Linked DNA regions of Homo sapiens: all the other regions are linked to region 2. The links are chromatin contacts, found by Hi-C or POLR2A ChIA-PET in ENCODE. All regions are on one chromosome and are shown on one strand. Each heading gives the region's core, a stretch centred on a gene start or an enhancer-like site at or near the end of the contact. The rest is flanking DNA. Distances are from core to core; before and after follow the strand shown. Region 1 holds the start of EEF2 (eukaryotic translation elongation factor 2). Region 2 holds the start of TLE6 (TLE family member 6, subcortical maternal complex member). Region 3 holds the start of PIAS4 (protein inhibitor of activated STAT 4). Region 4 holds the start of YJU2 (YJU2 splicing factor homolog).

What was found. A loop is a pair of places that touch in the nucleus more often than their neighbours do. ChIA-PET counts read pairs that join two places held with the same protein, here RNA polymerase II (POLR2A). Pooled maps may share reads with other maps.
Region 1: a pooled map shows a loop between it and region 2 (7-fold over the local background). The contact joins the promoter of EEF2 here to the promoter of TLE6 in region 2. A Hi-C loop is called at or near these places in 2 of 50 pooled maps. POLR2A ChIA-PET finds 5 or more read pairs at or near these places in 2 of 52 experiments (B cell and MCF 10A).
Region 3: a pooled map shows a loop between it and region 2 (5-fold over the local background). The contact joins the promoter of PIAS4 here to the promoter of TLE6 in region 2. A Hi-C loop is called at or near these places in 2 of 50 pooled maps. POLR2A ChIA-PET finds 5 or more read pairs at or near these places in 2 of 52 experiments (B cell and naive thymus-derived CD4-positive, alpha-beta T cell).
Region 4: a loop to region 2 is called in a pooled map, with 22 times the contacts of the local background. The contact joins the promoter of YJU2 here to the promoter of TLE6 in region 2. A Hi-C loop is called at or near these places in 4 of 50 pooled maps. POLR2A ChIA-PET finds 5 or more read pairs at or near these places in 2 of 52 experiments (B cell and MCF 10A).

What each region holds. Positions count from the first base shown.
Region 1 is chr19:3,984,144-3,987,556 of GRCh38, forward strand. EEF2 (eukaryotic translation elongation factor 2) reads right to left here and starts at 1,320. Exons shown (of 15, transcript NM_001961.4): 1 at 1,235-1,320; 2 at 1-207. The coding sequence starts at 1,237. RefSeq lists enhancers at 1-737, 31-250, 1,506-1,555 and a silencer at 1,116-1,225.
Region 2 is chr19:2,976,121-2,979,128 of GRCh38, forward strand. It overlaps TLE6 (TLE family member 6, subcortical maternal complex member), which reads left to right and starts at 1,444. Exons shown (of 17, transcript NM_001143986.2): 1 at 1,444-1,490; 2 at 2,078-2,164. The coding sequence starts at 2,114. RefSeq lists a silencer at 1,166-1,475.
Region 3 is chr19:4,005,959-4,009,121 of GRCh38, forward strand. PIAS4 (protein inhibitor of activated STAT 4) reads left to right here and starts at 1,778. Exons shown (of 11, transcript NM_015897.4): 1 at 1,778-1,829. The coding sequence starts at 1,803. RefSeq lists enhancers at 804-1,695, 1,212-1,341, 1,696-2,586 and silencers at 1,542-1,841, 1,872-1,931.
Region 4 is chr19:4,245,342-4,248,489 of GRCh38, forward strand. YJU2 (YJU2 splicing factor homolog) reads left to right here and starts at 1,739. Exons shown (of 8, transcript NM_018074.6): 1 at 1,739-1,829. The coding sequence starts at 1,806. RefSeq lists enhancers at 799-1,570, 1,329-1,468, 1,809-1,898.

The sequences.
Region 1 (3,413 bases), core at 70-2,569, 1.0 Mb after region 2:
GATGGTGATGCAACGCTCCTGCTCGTCCTTCCGGGTATCAGTGAAGCGTGTCTCCCCGGCCCGGGCCGAGGCGATGATGCCCGCCTTGCACACCAGGGAGTCTGTCAGCGTGGACTTGCCATGGTCCACGTGGGCGATGACAGACATGTTGCGGATGTTGGCCTTCTTGTCCATGATGGCGCGGATCTGGTCTACCGTGAAGTTCACCTGGGCAAGACAAGGAGGCTCAGACCAGCTCGTGATTTCCAGGAACACAGCATGGCACGGAGCGTTCAGTCCAAACGAACCAGCATGCCCAAGGCCAGGAGGGGGTTGGTGCTGGGGTGCCCCAAGCCCACCGAATCTTGCCAGCCTAACACCCCTTAAGAGCCACCCCGCAATCTCCAAGGAACCACCGTTAATAGGTGTCATTCATGATTGACAACCCAGAAATAAAAGTGCTCAGGAATAAAACTGAGTGTCAACAGATTTCCTTGATACCAGGTACAAATACTAAAGTCTCATTTGGGGCCAAACACGTAAGGGATGAATCCTCTCCTAAAGCCCCCTCCACGTTGTCACCGGGCCACCCAAACTTCCCCGAGCAAGAAGCTTCATCATAAAATGCAAGGTCACCCCTTGGCAAACGGGATCAGACAAGGCCACCCACCCCAGGAAATAACGGGGAGCCGGAACGGCCCTAACTGCCACAAGCCTACACCTCGTGTCTCAATAAGAGTCTTTGTACATCTGGGAGTCATAGGAAGGACAAGTGCCTAAGGTCGACGATTAACAGCATCAGGAGAAGGTATTTGGAAGGAAAAGGGGAGCCTTTCAGGTGTCGCTTTGCTCGTTCTGCCATTCCCTGCCGCCCCTAGTCCCCCGGCAGAAAATCGATCTCAAACTCGCGGCCCGCGGGTTACATAAGGCGCCTCCCTGTCTCCCCGCTTCCACCGCGGTGCCCGCCATTACTACGCCTGCCACATCATCATTCCCCACCCCCATCCCCGCTAACAACCCAGCTCCAACCAGGTCTGGGCAAGGTTATGGCGCCCTCGGAAACGGAGAAAGGGCTCGGTGAACAGCGCGGCGCACAGACATGGCGGCGGCCGCTTCCCCAGCCCCGGGTCCTCCGGCCCCGCCGCCGCTACGTCTCCTCCTGGCACGGGGGGCCCCAGCGTCCCAGGCTAGGCAGCGTAGGCCCCGCGGAGGCCCCGCCGCCGCTCCGGGGCACCAGCGAGGCAGGGTTACTCACCATGGTGGCGGATGGCGGTGGATTCTCCCAGGTAGAACCGAAAGAAGCGAGTCGCGCCGAGGATGGCGGCGACGACGGCGGAAGAGAACGCTGACGTCAACACTCAGCTTTTTATAGGCGGACGCCGGTTGGGCGGGTCATGTGACTGCGCTGCGAAGGCGGGGCGAAGGGACGCCGCGCAAGCGCACGGAGGCGTGTCCCCCCGCCCGTTAACCCATTCGGCGCCGGCGCGGCGCTCTAGAATAGAAGCTGGGCATCTCGGGGGCGGTGGTCGCCCTCGGTGTGCAGTGTTCAGGTGCACAAAGTAAAGAGCGCCGTTTTAGCTGAGAACGAGAACCATAGCAACGATATTAGCTTACAAGTTGTCCAGTACTTCTATTAAAACCAATTTACAAGGTGAATAGAGTCTGTGGATTATACCCAAGTCAATTTCCCTGTTTGGACATTGTTACGTAAGACGATACCCCTGGGAGAAGCCGAGGGAAAAAGGACACTCGCGACCACTATACTGTTTTTGCAACTCCTTACCTGTAATTATTTCTAAATAAAAACTTTATAAGAAGCAGGCATCGGAATCACTGATCCCACAAATGCATACTGAGCATCTATACACCAGGCATTGTTAGGGGTTTTGTAGATATAGCAGTGGACCAAACACCTTGCTAGCTTGACCACACTGCGTGTTCTTCTACCAGCTACTAGGATTTCTCTGTGCCTCAATTTCACCTGCTCGGAGGTGATCAATACCACCCTATTGTTTGGGGGAGAGTGAAACGAACTAAAGACATCTAAAAGAATTAGGACCGTGCCTGATACCCAACGCTCAATAAACGCTATCTATTTTAATTAGCTAAGATTGCTATTAATAAAACAGTTATTTATTTCAGGACTGGTTTGCCATGTCCCAGGCACCCGGCTAAGCGGTTTACTGGCACAATTTCATTTTCTATTTCATTTCCTCTCCAGGGGGAGGCGCAGGAAGACTGTTTAGCATTTGTGTCCTAATCTGACCCTAAGAAACAGTTGAATGTATTTCATATCTCATGAATTGGCATTCAATTGTGTAACTCTATCCCTTATGAAAAGCCCAACCCGCTGTTTAGCACATAGTAGGTACTCAGCATTTCTTGCATGAATGATGTTCTCACAGTGCAAATGAACCCCCTGCGGTACATCTTTCCTTAAACTCACTTTGTGAAACAGGAGAGCCACTGCAGTGCTTTTCCTGGGCTGGGAGAGGGGGAGGTGTGGATCCACAAAAAGCAATGCAAATTCCAGCCTGGACTCTAAAATAAACCTGTACACTCCTCCCCCTCACGAATGCTTCGGGCACTTTGCTTTACAAAGCGCTGTCTCAACCTTGGGTTTCATTTAACGGATGATTGCTCTTCCTATCACCATTTAACCCAGTGGAAAACTGAAAAGTATCTTCCGAAAGGATTGAGGCTCTGAAAGGCAGAGGGCGCGGCAGGGAGCAGATGGGAGCGCCCGGGGTCCCTAACCACCTACACCTGTACCTGTGACGCGTTTAGTTAAGTTGCAAGTCAAGCGCATGCGCCATTTGGGGCATGAGTTTTTAGCAGAGGGGTAGTCAGTTTCGCATTATTAATAATAAAATTCTTCAAAATTTTTAAATGCACTGAGCACCTGCTACGTGTTGCGTTTCCTATTGGGGGCTTCGCAGCCGTTTTTTCCGTGCAAAGTGGGAGCATTTCAGAGATGTAATGGAAAGGTTTTCATTAAAAGAGGTGTCAGGCGAGAGGCGGAGGTTGCAGTTAGCCGAGATCGCGCCACTGCTCTCCAGCCTGGCGACAGAGCGAGATTCCGTCTCAAAAAAATTTTTAAAAATTTTAAAAATTAAAGAGGGGTTAGGCTGCTTGCGGTGGATCACGCCTGTAATCCCAGCACTTTGGGAGGCCGAGGCAGGCAAATCACCTGAAGTCAGGAGTTCGAGACCAGCCTACCCAATATGGAGAAACCCCGTCTTTACTAAAAATAAAAAAATTAGCCCGGCGTGGTAGTGAACGCCTGAAATCCCAGCTACTTTGGAGGCTGAGGCAGGAGAACCGCTTGAACCCGAGAGGCAGAGGTTGCAGTGAGCCGAGATCACGGCACTGCATGCACTCCAGCCTGTGCGACTGAGAGTAAGACTCTGTCTCAAAAAAAAAAAAAAAAAAAA
Region 2 (3,008 bases), core at 194-2,693:
CTGTCCCTGGCAGAGTGAACTGCTAATGCCAGTACCAGGTCCTGGGCCAAACAGAAAGAAACGGGCTCTCACTCCAGAACTGCAGCTTGACCACTATATATATAATATATATACTTTATATATATTATAGCTATATATTTTTTTGAGATGGAGTCTTGCTCTGTTGCTCAGACTGGAGTGCAGTGGCACGATCATAGCTCACTCCAGACTCAACCTCCTGGGCTTACGCCATCCTCCTGCCTCAGCCTCCCCAGTAGCTGAGACTACAGGTGCATGACCACCACACTTGGCTAATTTTTAAATTTTTTGTAGAGACGCGGTGTCACTGTGTTGCCCAGGCTGGTCTCCAACTCCTGGCCTCAAGCAATCCTCCCACCTCAGCCTTCCAAAATGCTGGGATCACAGGTGTGAGCCATGGTGACTTGGCTTCATATTTTGAATAGGCCAAAACAAAACTCCGAAATCCCCTTACTCCTATCCCCACGACCCCACACAGCAGGTTTCTCTCGCTCTGCAGCAACCCACTTACCTCTCGGAAATCATCCCAGGCCTGTTCGGAGTGCACGCAGCCCCGTTAGCCTCCCTGGCTGCTCCTGTAACCAGCCCAGCTCTGCCTGAGAGGTTCCGCTATTCCCTCCGTCTGGAATACCCACCACTCTCTCCCACCCCGCGCTTGCATCCGGCAATACTGTATCAGCCTCAGGGCCTCTGCTGTCCCGCTTTCTGCTCTCAGAGCCTTTGTCACTGGGCTGGAAGAGCAGTTGGGAAAATTCGGTGATAAATGCATAGCCCGGGGCTGGGACCATCAAGGGGACCCAGTAAGTTGGCTCCAGAAAGAGGACTTGAAGCTTCGTTTGCATTGCACGTTATTTAATATTGAGGAAAATGTAATTAGCCCGTATCTAAGAATTGGGGTGACAGCGCTAAAGATTGAACCCACCCACCTCCCACTCCTCACCTCCAGCCATAAGCCACTTCCGGACAAGGCTAAAAATGCGTAAAACAATGCAACTACTCGCCACCTATCCCTGCCCAAGTTCCAGCCTCTGAGCCTCAAGCCCCACGCCCTCCTAAATATCCCCGCCCCCGCTGGGACCCCAAATTGCCTATAGCTCTGCAAGTCCGCCCTTCCCGGCAGCGGGACCGAAAGGGTAAAGCAGAGGCTCCCGGCTCGCTGAGTGACAGCATGGCCGGCGGCCGGGGAGAGCCGACCAATCAGGGAGGGCGTACGCGACCCACGTGCGTAAACGGCCTCGCTATTGGCCGGCGCCGCCAGAGGCCTGCCCCCCCCGGAGCCCGAACCCACGTGCAGCTACTGCGCCTTCATTGATCTGCTTCGCGGTCCAGGTGGCGGCTGGGTGGGGCCTGGGCGGGACGGGGCGGGGACAAGGCGGGACGAGGCGGGGCCCGATGGGTCAAATGGCCCCCGGTGGGGGAAGGAGGAGTTTCCTCTTGGCCTGAACTTGGCTGACCTCCGCAGCTTCCGCCCGGTGAGGGACGTGAGTTGCCAGGCGTGTTCTAGGGGGCTGGGGGGACTCCAGGATTCCCGGCCGGGGAAGGGGCTGCAGGGGCGTGGAGGGGCAGGACTGAGGCAAGGAAGAAGCTGGGTGCTGCAGCAGGGATGGAGGTGGAGAGAGGTCGTTTCTTCTGTCTGATGAATTCCGCCTAATGCACCTGGCTAACTCCTAGTCATCCTTCAAAACCCCTTTCTAGTGATCTCCCTGCGCTTTAGGAAATTGTCTCAAAACTAAGGTTGAGCTTTGGCGACCTTCCCTGGGCTCCCCCGTCCCTGACTGCCCCCAGCAGGGAGTGTATGTGCACTATCCACCCCAGCCTCCTAGGGTGAGGCCTGGGAGGCAAGGCTCAGTTCTTTCTGGGTCCCCGCCCCCATGAATCTGGGCAGCTGGAGGCATTGATAAGTGAGGACAGGACCTAGGGAACGCATGGGAGAACCGCAGGATTGGGTCCCTGGAGACTTACCAAACTGGGAGGTGCGGGTGGGGTAACGGGTGCCTTGCTTCCCTGGCACTGCCTTATTTTCTGTCCCTCAAGACCTGCCGTCTCCTTGTTGTTTTAGACTCTGGCTAAAGTCTTGGAGGCTACTGCCTTGAAGATGACCTCTAGGGACCAGCCCAGACCCAAGGGCCCCCCGAAAAGCACTTCGGTGAGGAGGGCATGTGGTGGGATCAGCCCTCAAGGGAAACCCGGGCCCAATGTGGTTCTGCCCCTTTTCCACCTGTGACCTGGGCTGGCCCCGCCCAGGCCTCGCAGCTGAAGACAATACTGGTCGCTGCTACACTCAAGACAGGTGCCAAGGAGCCGTGTTTTTTAAAAAAAATTAAGTGTAGGCTGGACACTGTGGCTCACAACTGTAATCTCAACATTTTTGGAGGCCGAGGCAGGAGGACCACTTGAGCCCAGGAGTTTGAAACCAGCCTGGACAACGTAGTGAGACCCTGTCTCTGTAAAAAATAAAACTAGAAGAATCAGCTGGGCCTAGTGACGTGGGCCTGTAGTTGCAGCTACTTGGGAGGCTGAGGCAGAGGGTTGGCTTGAGCCCAAGGAGTTTGAGGCTGCAGTGAACTATGATGGTGCCACTGCACTCCATCCTTGGTGACAGTGAGATCCCATCTAAAAAAAAATGTAGCATCTAATCACATATGTGATAAAAACACAGGAACACATCATGTATTTGGTTGATGTTTTACAAGCAATCCCCGCTCCCTGCACTTTGCGTCCCAGAGATGACCATTTGTAAATTTAGGCTCTCAGGGCTGAGCAGACGTTTTTTTTTGTAAAGGAGTCAGATGAGGGATATTTTGTTTTGAGACTTTATGATTTTATTATGTTTGAGACGGAGTCTCACACTCACCTCGGCTGGAATGCAATGGCGCAATCTCAGCTCACTGCAACCTCTGCCTCCCGGGTTCAAGTGATTCTCCTGCCTCGCCTCCCGAGTAGCTGGGACTACAAGCACCTGCCACCATGACCACCAAATTTTTCTTGTA
Region 3 (3,163 bases), core at 528-3,027, 1.0 Mb after region 2:
CTACGTCTGGCTCTTTACTTAAAATTTTGGTATTTCAGGCCGGGTGCGGTGGCTAACACCCATGATCCCAGCACTTTGCGAGGCCGAGGCCGGTGGATCACCTGAGGTCAGGAGTTCATAGACCAACCTGACCAACACAGTGAAACTCCATCTCTACTAAAAATACAAAAATCAGCTGAGCGTGGTGGTGCCCACCTGTAGTCCCAGCTACTCGGGAGGCTGAGGCAGGAGAATCACTTGAACCCGGGAGGCAGAGGATGCACTGAGCCGAAATTGCGCCACTGCACTCCAGCCTGGCGCCACTGCACTCCAGCCTGGTGACAAAGCAAGACTCCGTCTAAAAAAAAAAAAATTAGCTGGGTATGGTGGTGCATACCTGTAATCCCAGCTACTCGGGAGGCTGAGGCAGGGGAATCGCTTGAACCCAGGAGGCAGAGGTTGCAGTGAGTGGAGATCGCTCCATTGCACTCCAGCCTGGGCAACACAGCAAGGCTCTCAAAAAAAAAAAAAAAAAAGGCTGGGCATGATGGCTCATGCCTGTAATCCTAGTACTTTGGGAGGTTGAAGCGGGCAGATCACTTGAGGTCAGGGGTTGCAGAAAAGCCTGGCCAAAAAAAAAATTAGCTGGGCGTGGTGGCAGTCGCCTGTAATCCCACCTACTTGGGAGGCTGAGGCAGGAGAATCCCTTGAACCCGGGAGATGGAGGTTGCAGTGAGCTGAGATCGCGCCATTGCACTCCAGCCTGGGCAACAAGAGTAAAACTCCGTCTCGAAAATAAATAAATAAATAACAATTTGGTATTTCATCCATCATGGACTCTTTTGCACTGATTTTTTTATGTTTAAAGTGTTGGACTAGCCAGGTGTGGTGACTCGCGCCTGTAATCCCAGCACTGTGGGAGGCCCAGACAGAAGGATCATTTAAGCCCAGACATTCGAGACCACCCTGGATAACATAATGAGATCCTCGTCTCTACAAAAATAAAAATAAAAAATAAATTGCACTAAAATACTTGATTATTGAAGTTTGAAATCCACTTCTACGGGCACGAAGCCACTTAGCTCCAAAGCCAAGGAGCGCTTTGGAGAAGAGGTCCCAACTGGTGCAGATCCAAGGTTTCCCATGGGTGGGGAGGCAGGATGGGGGGGGCGCCTGCAAAGAGGTGAGGGCTGTACGATCTCCAAGGAATTTGGGAGCAGGGGTCCCGCTTTTCTCCGCCGGGCGCCCCCAGCCAGCTGGTTGCCGAGCCCACGCCCCATCTGCACACCAGGACCCGGATGTGCAGCGCGCGGGGTGTCTGGGCCCGTGGAGCCTGCACCGCGCTGCGCTGCAAGGCGCCTCACTGTACGCACTGGCGGCCGTTGCGGCGGAGCAACCATCCCCTGCCCGACGCCGCCGGGAGTCTGGAGACGCACCTGGCGGCCGCCGCGCGCAGGAAGCCACGGCACCTAGCTGCATTGTTGTCGCTGCCACCGCCCCCTCTCGCCTTCCCTCCCTAGAGGAAACCGAGCACCCGTCCCCACCTGCGCAGGGCTAGTACCACTTTAAGGAGTCAGGCGCCGCCGGGGTAGGCGTGGTCGCCGCGAGCGGGGGGGGGGGCGCTGGTGTAGGACGGACCTGATTGGCCGGAGGCCCGGGCGGTGGCCGCGCGCGCCTGCGCAGGAGGCAGCAGCGCGCACCGGCGGCGGGAGGAGCGCGCGCGGGTGCTAATTGGCCCGGGCGGCGGCCCCGCCCGCGAGTGGTGAGCGGTCACGTGACGCGACGGCTGGGGGCTCCCGGCGCGGGGGACGCTGGTGACCAAGATGGCGGCGGAGCTGGTGGAGGCCAAAGTGAGTGAGCGGTGGCGGCGCCGGCCGGGGCAAGTGGGCGAGAGGGCGGGGGCCGGGCCGCAGGTCGAGGTCTGCGCCTTCTGTCCGGGGCCCCACAGCGCGGCCGGCCCGCGGCTCGCCGTCCCGGCCCCCAGACCCCGACCCCCGGTCTCAGGGTGAGGGCGGGGGGCGGGGAGGCCGGGGGCGGGGCCCTCCTGCCTCACCCAGGTCTTCGCGCCGGGGGTCGCTCCCCCGGCTTCAGGCAGGGTCCCCCCACCCAGCCCGAGCCCTTAGGGTCCCGGTCCCTGAGCGCCAGGCCAGGGCCGCGCCTCCCGGTTGAGGCACCGTCCCGCCGGGATGCGGGACGTGTTGAGCTACTCGTTGCCCTCTTGGTTCCGAGCCGGGGTCCTTGCTTTTTGGCTGGTGTGTTGGGGGGAGTGTCTGCGCCTCCCCGCCCACAGGGCTCCCAGGACTGCTATCTGGGTCTCGTCCCCGCCCAACAGGCCAGGCTGGGGTTTGCGAGTCTCCTGCTCGGAAGGGTCCCCCGAGTCCTGGATAGTGTCCTGCCACCGTCCAGGTGGAGGAGTCAGGGCCCTGAGACCACCCCCAAGACACGGCACGTCCTCTTGGGGTCTGGAGTTCAGGCTCGGTCTTGAGCCCCTCTTCAGCTCCTGCATTGGTCCCAGAACCCCGCCCCCTTCCCGACACCGTCTCTCACACGCCGGAGTGGGCGCTTGGGGGAAGGCTGGGCCCTCCCTTTCCCTCCCCATAGGATGGAGTTCGGACCACTCTTCTTGGTCACAGACCTTCTTTATTCTCCTTTTTTTAATCTTAAATCCTGGACTGTGCTTTGGTCCTACCTCGTTCCTCTCGGGACAGAATCTGAGGCTACTGATTCTGCTTCAGGGGGCTCTAAACCTCACCTGTGCAGCATCAGATACTGTCCTCAAACCTTGGCTGCTTCTCCTATTTTCTGCTCTTGAGCGAGTCTACTTCTTAGGTCAGACACCCACCCTCCCCCTACACAGCCCCCAGAACTTTTATGCACCCCAACTTTGGTTTCTAAGGTCCCCTCTCTTTCTGCCTATTCTCTTTTGTTGATCTCTGGAGGGTCCCCACTGGGTCCAAGGCTGGCCTCTTTAGAACAACTGTTGCTGCTGCTCTATTATACTTTGGGTCCTGTCCAGGTCCCATGTCCCATAGATACCATCTCCTAGCTTGGAACCACTTTTAATCATCCTGGGATTGAGCTCAGAGTATCCCCATTCCAGGGGATGTACCTTCTTGTAGGTGCCTACCTAGAGCTGAGGGTCTAAAACCCTTAGAAGTGCCCGCAAGGCCACGGCTTCCGGGGA
Region 4 (3,148 bases), core at 489-2,988, 1.3 Mb after region 2:
CATGCCCGGTATCTTTTTCTTTTTTTTCTCTTTTTTTTTTTTTTTGAGATGGAGTCTCACTCTGTCGCCCAGGCCACAGGGCAGCGGCACAATCTCGATCTCAGTTCACTGCAACCTCAGCCTCCTGGGTTCATGCAATTCTCCTGCCTCAGCCTCCCAAGTAGCTGGGATTACAGGTTCCCGCCACCACGCCCGGCTAATTTTTGTATTTTTAGTAGAGATGGGGTTCCACCATGGTGGCCATGGTGACCAGGCTGGTCTCGAACTCCTGACCTCAGGTGATCCACCCTCCTTGGCCTCCCAAAGTGCTGGGATTACAGGCATGAGCCACCGCGCCTGGCGACTATAACGATCTTAAAAGCATACATTGCTATGCAATATCAGGACATCTGGACCTTCCATTGTTGTAGTAGTGTGTCCTCCTAGGCATTTGTAAGACGTTTTCTCAATTGTAAACATCTTATGACCCTGGCTCGTGACTGGCAGCGAATGTGCCTTGTTAATTTTAAGATGGAGTTGATTTTTGGCCAGGTGCAGTGGCTCATGCCTGTAATCCCAGCACTTTGGGAGGCAGAGGCGAGCAGATCACCTGAGGTCAGGAGTTCGAGACCTGCCTGGCCAAAATGGTGAAACCCCATCTCTACTAAAACTACAAAAATTAGGCAGGTGTGGTGGTGCGTGCCTGTAATCCCAGCTACTCGGGAGGTTGAGACAGGAGAATCACTTGAATCCTGAGGTGGAGGTTGCAGTGAGCCAAGATCGCACCACTGGAGGCAGAGGTTGCAGTGAGCCAAGATCGCACCACTGCCCGTCAGCCTGGGCAACAGAGCAAGACTCCTCAAAAGATAAATAAATAAACAAACAATTGCCACAGCAACATCAAGAAGTTACCCTATATGGTCTAAAAAAGGGAGGTATGAATAATCCACCCCTTGTTTAGCATATCATCAATAAATCACCATAAACATGGGCAACCACCAGCCCTTGGGGCTGCTTTGTCTGTGAAGTAGCCATTCTTTTATTCATCTACTTTCTAAATAAACTTGTTTTTGCTTTGCACTGTGGACTCGCCCTGAATTCCTTCTTGCACGAGATCCAAGAACCCTCTCCTGGGGTCTGGATCCGGACCCCTTTCCTGGAACAATCTGACACAGAGGAAACGTCCATGAAAGGTGGGGAGGAGGCTGGGGAAGGAGGCTGGGGAAGGAATGGGATGGGAAGTCCTCGTTAAGGGGAAGGCACAGGTGGGCAATGGAGGGACATTTGGGAGACACTGCGTATGTTTAGGAAGTTGGTTTGGAGCCTGATCTTTAAGTCAATGTCTGTGACTCAAGAGTCGTCCAGGGTCCTCTTAAGTCACCCTATGTGTGGCCCCAACCCCATGTGAGAGTTGCGGGCCCAGGAACGATGTGTGGATTCCCAGAGCCCAGAATACAAGGCAGGCGCATAATACATATTTGCTGAATAAAAGAATGAAGAACAAGAGGTCACGTTACAAAATTTTAACGAGCCGCTGCCCGCTTCTAGGGGGCGCAGCGCACTATACAAAATTCTCCAATTCCACATGGCTCCCGGAATCCTTATTTCGCGCTACTCAGGTTGCAACTCCGGAGGGAAGACGCTGGGACTTCCAGCTTGATAGGCGGGGATTGGAACCAATGAAAGAGGTCTGCTGTGTATGCTGCAGCCAATAATAGCGGCCGAAGGAAGTGACGTTTGCGGAAGTAAGGCTTCCGTCGGAAAAGCTCGATAATTACCCAGCCTAACCATTTCTCAGGTGCTTGCGAGGTGATCAGAAGGCAAAGATGTCGGAGCGAAAAGTATTAAACGTAAGTGTTGGGCGACTGGGGCTTTTCAATCGGAGCAGGACATCCCGGAACTCCGGGAGAGGGAGGAGCTTCCTGAGATCTCTTCTTTGGAACCCTTCTTTCCCAGCGGCCTTCCGCGAGATGGGGCTTCCCAGACTCCTCCCTAGACTCCTCCCCATCGCCTTCCGTCGGGGGGGTGGGCCTTCGCTAAGTCTCCCTTCTGGGCTGGGGTGTAGTTAGTCACCTGCGGGGCGTGGCTTGGGCTTTTACCCAATCACCACCAGATAGGGTTTTTTTTCTGGGGGCGGGGCTTCCTTAAATGCTGGCGGCCGTGTTTTGCCCTCTTCTTGAGGGGCGTGGCTCTGAGAAGCCCCGCCCCACTTGGGGACTGTAACCAATCGTGTACTTTGGGTGGGGTGGGGTGGGGTGGCGCGTGTGTGTGTGTGTGTGTGTGTGTGTGTGTGTGTGTGTGTGTGTGTGTGTGTGTGTGTGTGTGTGTGTGTGTGTGTGTGTGTGTGTGTGTGTGTGTGTGTGTGTGTGTGTGTGTGTTTTGTTTTTTTTACTGGGGTCTGGTCATGCAGATAACCTCTGCCTTACAGTGGCCAAGATTTTACTGGGGTCTGGTCATGCAGATAACCTCTGCCTGACAGTGGCCAAGATTCCAGACTCCCAGAAGAAAAGCAGAGGTTCAGTATAAACTATACTGTTGGCACACTTCTGTTTTTTGGTTTTTTGAGATGGAGTTTTGCGCTTGCTTCCCAGGCTGGAGTGCAGTGGCACGTTCTTGGCTCACTGCAGCTTCTGCCTCCTGGGTTCAAGCGATTCTCCTGCCTCAGCCTCCTGAGTAGCTGGGACTGCAGGCGCCCGCCACCATGCCTGGTTAATTTTTTTTGTATTTTAGTAGAGATGAGATTTCACCATGTTGCCCAGGGTGGTTTTGAACTCTTGATCTCAGGCATTCCACCCACCTCATACTCCCAAAGTGCTGGAATTACAGGCGTGAGCCACCGCGCCCGGCCCCACGCAGGTCTTTCTAGGAGAGCAGTCTCAGGCTTGCTGTAGGAACTCCTGGGAAACAGGAGCCCTGGGATACAAAGGGAGTGTGAGTATGGATTATGACAGATACCTCCACTGCACCACTGGAAAATAAAGCACTTTGTGTTTGGAGCACCTACTGGGTGCCAGACACTGCAAAGAGCACTTTATCCCCCTTGCCTCAAGGAATGCGTGCAAAGACTCTTGGAGACAGAGGACAGTGTGCGCATTTCACAGAGGAGTAAACTGAGCCCTGCAGGTTTCAGCTCCTCAGGATTCAGATCCAGGGAGATGACTCTGTAGGA